Linked DNA regions of Mus musculus: region 2 is linked to region 1. The links are chromatin loops, found by intact Hi-C in ENCODE. Cell type or tissue: gastrocnemius. All regions are shown on one strand.

What was found. Peaks named below come from ENCODE experiments on the same cell type or tissue, not always from the same donor. Only the 100,000 strongest peaks of a DNase experiment are listed, where the experiment ranks them.
Region 2: it touches region 1 in a loop (2.5-fold over the local background); 12 of 42 quality-filtered maps call a loop at or near these places.

Annotation. Positions count from the first base shown.
Region 1 is chr5:34,914,798-34,917,297 of GRCm38, forward strand. Msantd1 (Myb/SANT-like DNA-binding domain containing 1) reads left to right here and starts at 1,118. Exons shown (of 3, transcript NM_207277.1): 1 at 1,118-2,500. In gastrocnemius, a CTCF peak has its summit at 1,196 (motif pointing right); a DNase peak (open chromatin) is centred at 1,206.
Region 2 is chr5:34,974,953-34,977,452 of GRCm38, forward strand. It overlaps Rgs12 (regulator of G-protein signaling 12), which reads left to right. Exons shown (of 17, transcript NM_173402.2): 3 at 265-381. Among named protein-coding and RNA genes, the nearest start is that of Rgs12, 27 kb to the left of the region's middle. In gastrocnemius, no CTCF peak of the experiment used is centred here; DNase peaks (open chromatin) are centred at 1,292 and 1,739; H3K27ac peaks cover 317 bases.

The DNA of each region.
Region 1 (2,500 bases):
GCTATCACCCTAGTCAGGCCTGGTTTCTTGCATCCTGAACAGGTTCCATAAATACAAGTTTCAGATTTGCCCCACACTCATTATGTAGAGGGGAAACCAAACCCAGGGAGCCTAAGTAGGTTTCGCCAGCTCACAACAGAACCAGTCTTGACCCCATTCAGAGTGCCTGGCCTCTCTTAAGAGATACTTTCTAAAGCTGACCTGCCCCCTTTCCCTTCAGGTTCTACTGGGGACCTAGTCCTCAGCCTCCTGCCTTCTCATCCTGTGACAACTGAGGGTCCTAGCAGGCCATGCAGCTGTGTCAAGGTATGGAACTCTACCCTGAATAGAAATAGGAAATGTCCCACCCTAGGTAGGGGCAGCTGAGGCTTGGACAAACACCTGTTCATTCTTGTCCATGGAAGCCAGGCAAGGACTCTGCTCTAGGAGGTGCCTCCACAAAGGCCACTTTGTACCTGGGACTGCTGATGCCCACATGCCTGAGAAGAGGAGGTGGGAGCCCATCTTACCCCCATCTAGGTGTCAACCAAAGTGTTATGTTGGTATGGAGTAGCTCCTGCCAGGCTGGCTCTGGTGCCTTCTATATCCTGGAACTTGGGCAAGCAGCTGTTATAGATCTTTCCTCTTCAGCCATCTAACTATAGGACCTTGAGTAATGGCAGTGATATCCATTAGCCAACAGATAGCCACTGGTCTGGCTTTGAACACTCCAGACACTCTAAGGAAATTTGTAGAAAGGACTAAGAGATGGCGGATGAGGACCTAGGATCTCCCCATATCCCTTAGGCCAACATTTTGCTAAGTCATTTATAGTCATTTAGCCGGCTCTTGTTATTTTAGAGATGAGGACACTGAGGCTGGAATCCATTGCTAAGGTCACACAGAGCTAGGTTTAAAAGCTAGCAGCTTGAAGCTAAGCATAGTGACAATACACTTTTAATTCCAGTACTCGGGAGGCAGAGACAGGGCCAGCCTAGTATATACATACTGAGTTTTTAGGCCCCAGGTTGTGCTTGTCTTGTCTTTCCTTGTTAGCTGGAGATGCTGTCTGTGGAGGCAGTAGGGCAGGTTCCTAGTTCCTTGCTCCTCAAGGATCAATCTTCTGAGCCTAAAGAACAGGGGGTCCTTCCTGGAGGAAGGAGGTAATTTCTAGGCACTGAGCTCTGAGAACCAGACCCAGGTTCCATGCTCAGCACTAGGGGGCAGCAATGAACCAGCAGGCCAGTAGTATGCCTGGCATGCTCAGTATCTATCTGACTTTGGCAGGAAGAGGAGTTTTTGCAGACCTTCTGGGTACTCTTTTAGGAGAAATGGAACAATCGTGGGTATCTGTCTGCTAGCTCAGCAGTAGGAAGTCCCAAAATGACTCCCAAGGTTCAGAGAGGAAGCCTGACATTCACCTGAACCTATGAAATGACAGCAAGACCTCCAGGGGCAACCCTCTGCCTCCTTTTCATTTCTAATTTTGGATTGAAACTCAGGTCACTCCCCCTACCCAGTAAGTTACTGACTATGCTCCTTACAGTGGACACAGGAAGCCCAGAGACATTGCTTTCTCCAGTCTAAGTTCTTCCTATCTTTGATCAGGCAGGGGGAAAGCCAACAAAGACCACTGTTGTTCTGCTGACCAGAGAGTTTTAACTAGTTGTTTGGAGACCAGGCATGACTACCAATAGAGTACTGGGCCCAGAGAGTCTAGGATCAGACTAGACTGTGTGTCCACAACAGCCAGCCTAGCATGAGGGTCTTAGGTCCATGTAGTCTCATTTGTGACTTGCCTTCCAGATGTTAGCTATTGATGCCCTGTGGTAACTTTCCCCTCTGCGGATTCCACATTCTACATTCTTGCTCTGCTGCCTCCTCAGCCTGAGGTCCCTGCCTAGCCCTGTGGGCATATTAACCCTTCCTCTTGATGTTTTGCCTGTCCCCACCCCAACACTGCTGTGTCTCTTGAGGACTAGCCCTGCTCAGGACATTGAAGTTACCCTCTGACTGCAGCCACTTTTCCTCAGCTGAGGGGCCTCCTCAGCTCAGCTCGGTTTGCCCCTTCCGTCAGGGCTGTGCTTATGCTTCTCCCCATGTTGAAGGTCAACATCTGTGTCCTTCAGGCCGGCATGGCTAGGCAAGGTCTAGCTCTGACTTGCCTGGCTTCCCAGCACCCACACAACCTGACACCCAGGGGGTTGCATTAGTTAAACAAGAGAAGCAGAGTCAATGGGGAGAAGGCTGGGCCCTATGAGGACCGGCTTCAGTAAAGCTTGGCAGGCCTCTGAGAAGAGGGTGACCTCTCAGCAAGGACCTCACCACACGAACAGCCATCAAGGCAGTATCAGGGCCTCCACCTCCTTTGTAACCCTGCACCTTATGTCTCAGCATACTACTTGCCCATCTTGGGCCTCCCTGGACTCTAACCTATATAAATCAGGTGGGGCTGAGGTAGGGACTACTGCCTAGATGCCCATGTAGGAGCCTGTCAGGCACAGTGAAAGCAAGTCTCTTC
Region 2 (2,500 bases), 60 kb after region 1:
GCGGTGGGAAAGCAGGGTGGGCCTTATCATCTAGGGCACACAGTTGGTAGCTAACAACAGATAGCTAAAGATCCTGGGGGGACTCTTGCAATTGTTTGCATATTTTGTGGTAAATATTTTAATTAAAGTATACTGAACAATGACTTCAAGTGACCCTCCCACAGTGCTGCTGGGCTTGGCTCTTCCTTCAGTGGAGCACAAAGGACAGAACAGATAGTGTCTTCCCAGGAGGGTAACCTAACACATCTTTTTCTTTGTTTTTAGAGTTCAAAATTGGGGCGGGGAGTTGCCCTGGCCCAGACGTCTCAGCGCACCTCAGCTCGCAGGTCCTTTGGAAGATCTAGGAGATTCAGCATCACGCGCTCCCTTGATGATCTTGAGGTAGGTGCAATGGCCTTGCTGACCATGTGTGCTACTGCCACTATTTCCCCTCTCTTCCCTTCCAAAGATTTGTCCCCACCCTCTTGGGATCCCGTTGGACTCTGCCTCTCAGCAGGAGCTTCCAGGGCACATGGCTGGAGGTTTCCTATATCTCAAAGTGCCTGAGTCTGGACCCCCACACTGGGGAGCCCTGATCAGAAGGGAGTATGTTTAATCCTTTGGGACAGTTGAGGTAGGACTGACCCCTACCCTTCCTAAAGACCTGATCATCCCACATCAAAGGCCATTTTAAGAATAGATTTTATTTGTGGGAAGTTTGAGGTTTATAGAAAACTAGAGCAGAAAGAAAGTCTTGATGATGGTGCACAGTTGTCACCATGTGAGGTTGAGTATCTGTCATGGCCAGTGGGTATTGTGGGTGCATTGCTGCTAGTGACAGTGCAGCAGCAATGTCAGGAGGGTGTCCTGCATGTATGGGCACATGGGCTATGCCATGCATACTAGCCTACAGAACACATACAGAAGTTGGGCAGCACCCAGGGTCCTCTGTGCTCTTCCTGTCCCCTCCCTGAGGCCTTGGCATGCAGAGATGGTTTTGCTGACTTCATTTCTGAATCCTGACAGGCACAGTTGTAGCCCGTGCCCTATTACACTCTCTAGAGGCAGCCCCCTGGCTCTCAGGTGTGTGGTGTCATTTTCTGTGGCACAGTGGTATAAACCCTGTCTTGATGGACACGCTGAGGACGGTGACATGTCTGCTCTAAAGAAGCTGTGTGGATGTCCTCATGTACATCTCATGCATACGTGTGCTGGTGCTAGAATGTTGTTGTAAGTGGAAGAACTGAGTGGCAGGTGTCCATCCATGTCCCTAATGGCTGCTTCCACATTTGGCAAGGTGACAGTGAAGACCAGATGCAGAGCTGTTCCATGGTGCAGAAGAGAAAACGCTGTTAGGCAGAGGCTGAGAGGCAAGGTCCAGCCTTGGGACCCTTATGGCATTGCTGTGCCTCAGCAAAAGGTGGATTATGGTTAGCCTGTCTACAGGTGGGGTGTTCTCCCAGGGGTGCTTGTGTCTGTGCTTGTGCAAGAAGAGGCCTCTGTGGATCTGAGCCCTGAGCATGTATTCCTGGTGGTGATTCGAGAAGCCACTGTAGAGGTTTAGGCTACTGTTTTGCTTCCTTCATCTCCATGAATGTGCTGGGTCTTCCTGCTGGCCAGCGACTGGAGTCTTGCTGGAGTCATAAGGGCAGCACTCCATCCTGACCCATTTGCTCTCCATCCTGTCCTCAGAGGAGCCAGTAAGAAGGTTGTGTCATGCCCACTGGCCTGGAACTCACAGTCCTTCTGTCACAGCCTCCCAAGGACTAGGAGCCAAGCCCGTGCCAGCTTGTATTGCTGATATGGCCACTTGACAGATAGAAAGCCCAATTGCAGACCGGCTATGAAACACTTCTTGGGTCACAGGGCAGTGGAGCTGTGGCTTTTTATCATGTGGGTAGCCTCTTGCTTAATCTTTCTGAATTTACCCTGAAGATTTCAAAGTGCATAAGCTACAAATAACCCTGGTGTACTGGGGAGCTGTGGCGCCTGTCCATGTATACTTTCCTTGGCTGCTGGGGCAGCTGTGCTAGAAGCTTCCTCCAGACCTCTGTGTCTGTGGCCTCCATGGCCCCTAGGTGCAGCTGGCCCTGGTTACAGGGCTACTGTAGAGTGCAGCAGAGTACTGCGACATCACCCTGATGGCTAGAGAGTGAGCGGCTCACTGTCTGGGGACCACATGCCAAGCAGCTGCTGTGGTTAGGAGGCAGCTGGGACTGAGGCTGCCATGAGCTGATGTTGGTGCTGCCTCTCAGCCTAGAGGCTGGCCTTGTTCTTCGAAGGTCTTGGCTAGGGGTCTAGGGTGCTCGGTGGTGAATACAGCCATGTGGGACGGGTCTTCATGCTCTTGGTCACTCCTGCCTTTTTGAGGCCTTCCCTTTCTGTCCTCCAGCCTCATCACCTGTCCTGTTCATAATCCTTTGCAGTCTCACCTGGGCCCATTCTTCTTACACACAAATATGTCCAGGCTACCATGTCAGACTCTAATCTTCTGGGCACTCCATCCTGACCCATTTGCTTC